2 separate regions of the Homo sapiens genome follow, and region 2 is linked to region 1. The links are chromatin loops, found by intact Hi-C in ENCODE. Cell type or tissue: gastrocnemius medialis. All regions are shown on one strand. Each heading gives the region's core, and the rest is flanking DNA. Links, peaks and the distances in the headings are about the cores only. Region 1 overlaps EPCAM-DT (EPCAM divergent transcript). Region 2 holds the start of LOC124907763 (a long non-coding RNA gene).

The links. Peaks named below come from ENCODE experiments on the same cell type or tissue, not always from the same donor. Only the 100,000 strongest peaks of a DNase experiment are listed, where the experiment ranks them.
Region 2: a loop joins it to region 1, with 2.2 times the contacts of the local background. A loop is called at or near these places in 1 of 110 quality-filtered maps.

What each region holds. Positions count from the first base shown.
Region 1 is chr2:47,296,975-47,302,351 of GRCh38, reverse strand. The region is part of intron 3 of EPCAM-DT (EPCAM divergent transcript); the gene reads left to right. Among named protein-coding and RNA genes, the nearest start is that of BCYRN1, 36 kb to the left of the region's middle. In gastrocnemius medialis, for the core only: no CTCF peak of the experiment used is centred there; DNase peaks (open chromatin) are centred at 391, 1,461 and 2,571; H3K27ac peaks cover 2,839 bases.
Region 2 is chr2:47,222,293-47,227,669 of GRCh38, reverse strand. The region is part of intron 3 of EPCAM-DT (EPCAM divergent transcript); the gene reads left to right. LOC124907763 (a long non-coding RNA gene) reads right to left here and starts at 753. Exons shown (of 2, transcript XR_007086311.1): 1 at 656-753. In gastrocnemius medialis, for the core only: no CTCF peak of the experiment used is centred there; a DNase peak (open chromatin) is centred at 2,019; H3K27ac peaks cover 1,699 bases.

The DNA of each region.
Region 1 (5,377 bases), core at 273-5,272:
CAGTTAGAGACTCTTCGGGCATCCTATACTTTTCCTTTATAGCACTTCTTACACTAGCAATAAAAAATGTGTATGATTACTTGATTAATGTCTTTTACCCTGATAGACTGAAAGTTTCTTGATGGTAAGGGTCCTGCGTATTTTTGCTCACCATTTTATTCTAAGTTCCTAACACAAAGTAGGCACTCAAGAAAAGAACTACTGAATGAACGCATGTTTAGAAGACAGAGGAGAAACTCCACATATGATAGACTAGAACTACGCCCTCCAGGATACCCCTTTCAAGCCAAGGATGTGTGGACCCCTACATCACGGTTCTTTGAAGTCCAGTCACATACCTGGGGCAAAGCAATCTCAAAATAGCCAGTGCTAGTGTGGGAAAAGCTGTTACTCTATCGGGGCAACTGTCCTGGCCAGAGATTAAGTGACAGTTTACTTGAGAAAGGTTGACCCAGAAAACCGTCCTACAATATGCAACATGCATGAGAGAACCTGATCAAATCTAAAAATAGCTCCATCACTGGAACTGGAAAAACTTTAGTGAGGATTCAGCCTCTCTCCTTGCAACCTCTACCTCTATGGAGACTTTGATCTTTTTCACTGAACTACAGAATCCCAGAATGGTAGTGCTGGGAAGCGATCTAGTCTATTGCTCTCATTTTAATTTAATTTTTAATTTGAAGAATTTTCTATAGAGTCAAGATCTTGTTATGTTGCCCAGGCTGGTCTTAAACTCCTGGCCTCAAGTGATCCTCCTGCCTTGGCCTCCCAAAGTACTGGGACTATAAGCATAAGCCACTGTGTCCAGCCTGCTCTTATTTTAAAATGAGAAAATTAGCTTCAGGGAGGTTTAACTATTTCCCCTGTACCACCCAGGCAGTCAGTTGCAGAAACAGCTCAGACAGGGGCTTTCTAGCTTCACCGCAGTAATGCTTGGGTTTGCGATCTGGAAGACCAAAATAGACACACTTTTATCAACTAAGACAGGTTCTAAGGTTAAGGAAACAAAGTTACCTACGGGTCTATCTACTGGTGGAGGGTTCAGGACCCAGCTAGCATGGCAAATTGCTAAATTCCTGAGGCTCTAAACTCCCTAACAATAAGAGATATCAGCCCTCTCCTAACTCAGATTTACAATCCAAACCACTACAGCCCTGACTGCACAGCAGACCAGCCTTACAAAGATTCTTTCCTGAATAAGCTACTTCAGACCTTAAGCCTTAAGCCAGTTTCAGCCAGCTTACAGAAGCTGCACACAAACTGTCTTTGTGTGCTTTAGTTCACCTTTTCACATAAAGCACCAAATTCCATCTGATTTTTATGCCAAAACCCTGCCCAAAGTGAACATGGAATATATGTTACCTATATGCTTATCCATCATCCATGCGCTAGGCTCCCTTCATAATTATGTATAGCTTTTCCCCAAAACCTGATGAATATGTATGACTCTGTTGTGTGATACACGCCCTGTGAAGCAAGAAACCCAAGCTTCCTTCCTCACTTCAAAGAGACAGGACCTTCTGTCCACACTGGAGACTTCCTCTTTCTGGGTTGCAAACCAGTATCACCAATAAAGCTCTCCTTTCCACTATTTAGCCATCCTGGTGGTCTTTTGGATGACAGGTTTGACACCACCTAGCTTTTAGGCATCTTGGATGCTAAAGACCCTGCAAGATTTATGTTCTTGTGGGTCACCCAAAAGGGAGGCAGGTGAGCGGGGGCTTATTTCCTACTTCTCTGGTTCATTGTCACAGTGAGCAAAAGTCTCAGCAAGGGAACCCATGCAAACCACTCAAGTTCTGGGTGAAGGATCAAGGGAACCCAGGCAAACCACTCAAGTTCTGGGTGAAGGATACCTGGAACAGAGACTGGAATATGGCAAGATAAAGGATAGGAACTTGGGTTCCAAGGGCTGATCTTAGCTCTACCACCAGATAGCCTGGGTTATCACTTGGGAAACACACTGTCCCTCTAAAATTTGTTATATGGGTTAATAATACTGACTTCAGGCTATTGCGAGACTCAAGATAATGTACTAAAGACCTTTAGCACAATGTCTGACATCTGGTGTTCAATAAGTGGTGATATTGCTCAATTTCATTCCAATTCAAACTTATAAACATCCATGGGAAGTCTGCTTTATAGACAAGCAATAGGGGAGCACAGTAATTATTTGGGAGGGGAAATCTCAGCAGTTCTTCCAAGTGACACATTCTTTCTTTAGATATGTTAATACCTTATTTAAAAAAATTTTTTTTTTGAGACAGGGTATTGCTCTGTCACCCAGGCTGGAGTGCAGTGGTGTGATCTTGGCTCACCGCAACCTCTGCCTCCCTGGTTCAAACGATTCTTGTGCCTCAGCCTTCCCAAATAGCTGGGATTACAGATGTGCACCACTATGTCCGGCAGATTTTTATATTTTTAGTAGAGACGGGGTTTTGCCATGTTGGCCAGGCTGATCTGGAACTCCTGGCCTCAAGTAATCTGCCCACGTCAGCCTCCGAAAGTGTTGGGATTACAGGCATGAGCCACCAAACCACTGAGCCCGGCCCTAGGTATGTTAATACTTTAAATCAGGTTGCAGTCAAGTCCTGCTGGCCAGCTGAGGCTCTTGCAATGACTTTGCATATCTGTGCTCAATCCATTAGTCATAGGATTTACACTTCAACATCTACAGCAATCTTTTTTTTTTTTTTTTTTTTTTTTTTGTCCTGAGAGAGAATCTTGCTCTGTCGCCCAGGCTGAAGTTCAGTGGTGAGATCTCGGCTCACTGCAACCTCCGGCTCCCGGGTTCAAGCAATTCTCCTGCCTCAGCCTCCTGAGTAGCTGGGATTACAGGTGTGCGCCACCACACCTGGCTAATTTTTTTTTTTTTTTGAGATGAAGTCTTGCTCTGTCGCCCAGGCTATAGTGCAATGGCGCGATCTCAGCTCACTGCAACCTCCACCTCCTGGGTTCAAAGTGATTCTCCTGCCTCAGCCTCCTGAGAAGCTGGGACTACAGGTGCGTGCCACCACGTCCGGCTAATTTTTGGTATTTTTAGTAGAGATGGGGTTTCACCACATTAGCCAGGATGGTCTCCATCTCCTGACCTCATGATCCACTCACCTTGGCGTCCCAAAGTGCTGGGACTACAGGCGTGAGCCACCGCACCCAGCTAGAGCACTCATCATTATCAAGAACTTTGGAGGCCCTGAGATTCGAGACAATTGAAGGGATCCAGAATAAGCCATTGTGCCATAAAAATTTTTGTGAGCTGAAAGCATTTGGGGTCCTGAAGTCCCTTATCTTCCTAAAAGCAGAGGCTCCCAAAAGAACTCAAAAGAACTCAGTTATCATAAATCCCCTCCCTGGGAACAACTCTAATCTTGAGAGAGAATTTGGCCAGCACACCCAAAGAGACATTATCAGAAAACTGTCATATCTCCCATCTGTTCTCCTAAGGGCCCATTTATCTTTCCTGAAAGTCATTTGTTTTTCCAGAAGTGCTCTTTTTCCTTCCCTCGTCTAAGAAGTCATTTATTTTCCTGGTAAGTACTCTTTTCCCACTCTGCGTCACCTATTAGGTGGTATAAAGCCCTAAAGTCTATCCACCTCTTTGAGTTGCATTTCTTTGTAAATGCCTGTACATGATTAAAATTCATCTTTTCTCTTGTGAATCTGTTTTTTGTCAGTTTAATTTTAGACCCCCAATTACAAAACCTAAGAGCAGAGGAAAAAATTTTCTTCCCCACAAGGTCAACCTCTTATTCATAAACTAAAAACACAAAATACATAAAATAAATATAAGAAAATGTAAGTTTCTCAAGGTGTTACTGGAAAGGGGTCCCGAGCCAGACCCCAAGAGAGGATTCTTGGATTTTGTGCAAGAAAGAATTCAAGGCAAATCCATAAAGTGAAAGCAAGGTTCTTAGAGAAATAAAGAAACGAAAGAATGACTGTTGCATAGGCAGAGCAGTCCCAAGGGCTGCTGGTTGGCTATTTTTATGGTTATTTCTTGATCACATGCTAAACAAAGTGTGGAGTATTCATGAATTTTCCAAGAAAGAGGTGGGCAATTCCTGGAACTGAGGGCTCCTCCTGCTTTTAGACCATATATAGTAACTCCCTGATGTTGCCATGGCATTTGTAAACTGTCGTGGTGCTGGTGGCAGTGTCTTTTAGCATGCTAATGCATTATAATTAGTGTATAATGAGCAGTGAGTGTATAATGAGGAAAGGTCACTTTTGTCGCCATCTTGGTTTTGGTGGGATGTGGCCGACTTCTTTACCACAACCTGTTTTATCAGCTAGGATTGCCTAACTTACTGGGAATGCAGCCGAAAAGGTCTTACCCTTATTTTACCCAGCCCCTACTTAAGATGGAGTCACTCTGGTTCAAACGCCTCTGACAATTATGACTATTTTGGTGTTTTGGTTTTTTTTTCTATCAAACTTCAAACTTTTTCAAAAGCCATTTTCTGGTGCCCTGGCTTTACTGGTGCCTAAACATGTCTGTCTATTGTGCAATCCAGCCTTGGGCATTGTTAGTCCTAATTTTGCAAACCTGGAAATAAAAGGTAGGCGTTCAGGGTACACAGTTGGTAGAGTGGAGTAAAGATAAAGCCGAGGTTTATTTGACTCCTACTATACATCTGTAGTGAATCCTTTAGCTATTCCAGTTCCTTGTGATCAAGGGGCCAAGGTAAATATTTTTGGGCATGAATTTGGGGAACATGCATCTTCAAACACCTCTGAACTGTAGGAGTGAAAAGGCGTGATACCATTTCTGTCCCATCGTAAAGGTCATAATCAGACCTTCAATAACAAAAGACGTGTGAAAAAGAGAAAACATAACACATTTATTTAATCAAAGTTTTGAGAGCACCTTTTCTGAATTACTGTGCCCTAATGAATGTCTAGTGATAAACCTTGTCATAGAAATATATGAATCCACGTGAAAAGTACAAGCTGTGCAAAGCAAGAGATGTGCGAAGGACATGAAAAGATTTCTTGTGGGGTTTTCAGAAAGTCCTTGGAAATAGTTCTTATCTCAGACATGGAAGCGTAAGCCCCCACTTCTTCATGCCTTCCTGGCCTTATTTTGTCTGAGTCTGACAAAAGTGATTTCATCCTGGTATCTGCAACTTTCACAGTCAGAAAGAAGCTTTGCTTCTGAGGCCCTTTCAATGCCCTTCAGTTCAAAGTATTCAGCATACCACACCACCATACTTTGGGGTATCACTTTGTGAGCCCCAACAGTAGAATAAGCTTTTAGAAATGGAATTTTTAACTCAAAGCCTATGAACGCTCTTTTTTTTTCCCCCAGAGACAAGGCCTTTCGCCATCTCCCAGGCTAAAGTATAGTGGCTTCATCATGGCTCACTGCAGCCTCAAA
Region 2 (5,377 bases), core at 102-5,101, 75 kb after region 1:
GGCAAGGGATGGAATATATGACCCCTTCAAGCTTCTCTTATCTGTACTGGAGCAGGTTACCACGAGACAAAGAGAATTCAAGAGGCTGTCACATAATTATTTGTGTTGCATGCTTCCTTTAGCTTTTGAGAAATCTCGGAACAAAATCTTCAGCGCTCAAGACCAGAATGAATTTGGTGGTTTCACGACCCACCCCCTCCCATCTTTTATTTAAAATAATTAAAAAAACTCCAATCTCCTGAAATTCTTAAGACAGAAGAAGCTTTAGAGTCGACAAGAACGAGATCTTTTGCTTTCATTAGAAATGTCTGCATTTCTCTCTGGTTAAAGGAGGGTGGGATATATTGGAATATTAATGAGGAGCATTTAGATGAGGCTCTTAATTTGAAAAGAATATGAGAATTAATGCTTGAGTTTAATTGGAGCCTGAATCATCACAGATAGATTTTTACCCTCTTCTCCTTAATCAATTTCACCCTAATTAATTCTTCTGTGGCTAAGTCTTGTTACATTAGATAGTCTGCTGATTATTTCCACAATCAAGAGACTGTATATTCATGCATTTTTAATAAGGAACGACTGCATCCTTTTTCATAAGTGATCCTGCCGGTTGGCGGCTGCAGCCACTAAAATAATTATAGAGCAGATTACTTACTTTTAAAGCATTGTTTGCTGTCATATTCATCCTAGGTGACAATTTGGGAGAGCTCCGGAGGCTGCTGTAATCGCGCAGAGGAGCTGGGTATTTAATGTAGCAATTTTCAATGTCAAGTGCTGTTTATTCATAGGTCATTGCCTTTTTTTTTTTTTCTAAATAAACACAGGGGTAATTTGGTCTTGCTGACTGATGAAGTCATGTACTAAAGACTGGAAGGCCGTTCTAATTGTATGCTTAGTTTAAAACCTTGACTCTTGGAAGGACCTGCTTCTGAAGGCTGACTGGCACCTTCTGCCTCCATCTGTGACTGGCTCACATATGGTTGTACATGTCTGATTATTACTTATATGGTGGGGTGCTCTCATGTCAGACCCTGATATCCTTGCAAGCTTGAAGGCTTGAAGCAAGGCACACAGCAATTCCAAAGCTTCAGCTGTTTATTGTTTAGCAAGAGGAAGCGGGACAATCCACCTAAGGGAAAAGACTGCTTTTTGTTTTGGGAAAAACACTGGGCTTTTTCGTTATGCAGAGGAAAGGCTCAGAGCTGATTCTGGAATGGACAGGTTGAGACAAGAGGAAATAAATGGCTCTGTATGCTAATATAAATGACTGTCATGTGGTTAGTGGCAGACAGAGCTACCCCAGTCACCTGAGAAGAGGGGAGACTTCCTCTTATCTCTTGGGTAAATAGAAAGTTGGGACCTGGACGCCAGAGAGGAGAGATCTGGCTGAAGGCCTTCCTCTCTGTGGAAGTTAAGTGAGCTCTGCCATTAAATGGCAGGCCTGACAGGCCTGGAGGGAAAAGGCAAGCAGGGCACCCCAGGCCATGGGCCAGTGGACTCCAGGAGAGTTCATAGGCAGCCTCCAACTTAACTGGTTTTTTTTTTTTTTCTGTAATTATAACTCTCTTTTGCCAGCCCCAATAACTTCAGCCTTGAAGGTGTTAACCTTACAATCTTGGAAAAACAAGAGATCCCGTATCTGTGCTTGGAACAGAGTGTGAAGAAAGGGAGTGTGATCTTCCCTGAGACCACCACCCACCATCACCACCCAAAGCCTGCTCAAGAAAGCATTGTGGTCCTGGAACCCATGTGAGGGGCCACACATTGGCCTTGGGAAGGAGGATACTCACGGGATCCATACAGAGGCAAAGGCTCAGGCTAACGCCCAGCTCAGGTGGACAGGTGTGGAAGTGGACTGAGACAAATTCCTTCCTCATCTTCTGGAGAGAGACCTTCAAAAGGAGAGACTACAACTTGCAAAGCACACAGGCATGGGTTATTGGCTAGCAGCCAACTGGGCCGCCCTTAATAGACATTGCAGTTGGCCAGAGACTCAGAGGTTATCCTGTCCCCCACCCCCTCTTTGCTCTCCACACCAGCTGTTCAGGGAAAGAGCCCAACTGTGGCAACCGCCAGCTCATTTCCCAGGAATGCCACCGCCAGCTGCTCTGCAGAACCCAGGGCCAGTAACTAGTGGCCTCATTGAACCTTAGGTCATTACTCTGACCCCTACTGCAGATGACGAAACTGAACATTTCTGGTACGGTTACTCTCTAAAGCAGCGTCCCTAAGACCACTGAAGGAGTTGCAAAGATTGGAAGGGCAAGACCTGAGCAAGTGTTTGGCCATACGGTAAATATGTGTCAAGCTGCTTGGGTGTCCAGAGCCAGCCCCCTAACCCCTATTTCACTGATAGGAAACCTAGGCCCAGAGAGGTAATTGGTCAAGGTCTATTGATCAGTGATAAGTTCAGACCTTGTGTCCCACGTTCCACAACTCCCAATCCAATATTCTTTCTGGATAGCCCCTCCCTTGGGTCACTTTCTCTTTAGCTAGACAAAAAGGACATCCTGCCAGCTTGCCATGTATTTACTGTGTGGCCAAACATTTGTTCAGATCTTGGCCTTCCAATCTCCTCAATTCCTTCAACAGTCTTCAAAACATCTCTTTGGAGCATTTCGCTATAGATAGCAACTGCACTAGAATTTTTTAGCTTCCTCATCTGTAACATGGAGATAATAATAGCAGTTATGGCATCGAGATAATTCATGTAAAGAACTTAGAACAGTGTGTTCTTTCAAGCACATAGTAAGTGCTTGATAAATGTTTCCTCAAAACAGGGGTTATGTGAACCCAAATCTCTGTCATCACTTATGAAAGGCTGAAACAAAAGGTAATGCCCAAAGGAGGCTGGAATCCAATGACAGTCATATTAGAGTGGGGTGTTCCTTGGGGGAGGCATTTTGATCTCTAATATTGTATCAGTCAGTAAGTGGTCCCAGAAGCTAGGAGAGGAGCAGCAAGACTCTTATAGCCTTTGCGTCACCTGCCCTGGCCAAACCTTGATGCACGATCCAGCCTCGAGGCTGGGATGCTACAGGAGATGGGGAGAGGAGCCGGGTGATTCACTTACAAATTCATATAAACCGCCCTCCATGGGCTGTTTTGGACTGACTTATCAGGTTCAGTTCTGCAGCTTCCGTCCTGGGTTTGGTGGCCGGGGAGTCTCGGTCAGCCTGGAGGACCCCAGTAAGTTCAAGGTATAGTACTGGTGGGAGGAGAACCTCCATTTCCTCAGAATACCAGGAAACTCTTGGACTACATGTAGGAACCAATTTCATTTTTTTCCTTTATTCTTTGTTCTCCTTTCCTTCATTTTCTCCATTCCCCTAATATTTTTAAGTCCCTCACCCACATCCTAACCACAGCAGTTACTATAAAAAATAAAATCAGACTAAAGGGAAGGGGATGGTTGATGAAGCCATCTCCATGGGCTGCTGTTCTATATGTGTAACTCTTATCTCCCTTAGTAGAGGGGAAGTCCTTAGAACAGAGGCTATATTTTGCATTCCACTGGGGCTCTGTCACCTCAATGTGTTCACGGAAAGTAGTAAGTACTTATGGAGTAAAGTTAAATGTTCTAGTATAGAATTTTATTTTTAGGGAGAAGTCCTGCATGCTAATGTGACACTATTCCCTTTTGGACAGATGGGGAAATTTAGGCTTCCAGTAATTTAGAGAACTGGTACACACTCACAATCAGGGCTGGCCTGCCACTCTTCTGCTTACTTCAGGGCCCTTATCTCCCGAGCTGCCTCTAAAACATGTCTAAAACATGTTTACTTTTTAAATTTTTTTAAACAGGATCCCCCTCTGTCGCCCAGGCTGGAGTGCAGTGGCAGCACCATGGCTTGCTGCAGCCTTAACCTCTTGGGCTCAGGTGATCCTCCCCCGCCAGCCTCCTGAGTAGCTGGGATTCCAAGTGCATGCCACTATGCCTGCCTAATTTTTTAAATTTTTTGTAGAGACAGGGTTTCACCATGTTGTCCAAGCTGGTCTCGAACTCCTAGGTTCAAAAGATCCTCCTGCCTTGGCCTCCCAAATTGCTGGGATTACAGGCGTAAGCCACCGCACCCGGCCACATTTACTCCTTATGGCTTGTTTCGAAAGCTCATTTTCAGGTTTGTCTGGGATTTGTATCCCAAGGATCTACTGTGTGTCCTAGGGACACACAGCTGTAAGGTAAGATAAGTGGCATCCACAAGAAGGCCAGCTACTGAGGATATCGGGTTAAAGGCACTAAGGAAGTAAATCACTTGGTAAGTTAACTTAGAAAGGCCAAGATGTTAAACTCTGAGCCAACCAGGATTTAATTTATTTGTTATTGAGGTTAATGTCATTTTTACTGCATGCTAATAAAAGCCTGAGCTCTGTTGCCAAGATTCAAGAGAAATCTTAGTTATCATTTTTCCCTCCATTGGTAAGAAAATGGACTGTCAAATTTGGGAAGGCTGGAAGAAAGGGGATAAAGGAGAACATGGGGAACATTTCTCCCCTCTGCTGGTCTGCAGTCTGTTTCCAAGACAGGAGGAGTCATGTCATCTTCTCTCATCAGTGTTGCAGCTGCCTTCGCCTTAAAAGAGTTTGCTCTGGGAACAGAGATCTATTCCTGGGGCCAACTTCTCCTCATGGTTAGCCTGTTGCTTCGGACCATGCTATGGTTTGAATGTGTCCACTCCAAAATTCCTGTTGAAACTTAATCCCCACAGTGGCGGTATTAAGCTACCTCTGACAGCTATTGGATGTGTGACTTCAGACAAGTCACTTAACCTCTCTGGGCTTAGTTTACCTTATCTACAAAATAAGAATGCCTGCCTTACTGACCTCATCCAGCACCTCATAAGAGCAATGCCATGTTCATTCATTTAACAAATTCTTTTTTTTTTTTTTTTGAGACGGAGTCTTGCTCTGTAGCCCAGGCTGGAGTGCAGTGGCGCGATCTCGGCTCACTGTAACCTCTGCTTCCCGGGTTCAAGGAATTCTCCTTTCTCAGCCTCCCGAGTAGCTGGGACTACAAGTGTGAGCCACCACGCCCAGTTAATTTTTGTATTTTTAGTAGAGATGGGGTTTCACCATGTTGCCAAGGCTGGTCGCAAACTCCTGAGCTCAGGCAGTCCACCCACCTTGGCCTCCCAAAGTGCTGAGATTACAGATGTGAGCCACCATGCCCGGCCTCATTTAACAAAATCTTAACAGAAATCTACTCGAACTAGATCCTAGGGACACAGCTGTAAATAAGACAAACTCAGTTTCCACTTTCTTTCAGCTTACACTTTGGTAGGGGGATGTAGGCAATCAAATAATCATTGAAGTAACCGTGTGTCCTGGTTATTTATTGCTGTATAAAAAATCATCTCAAAATTTGGTGGCTTAAAAC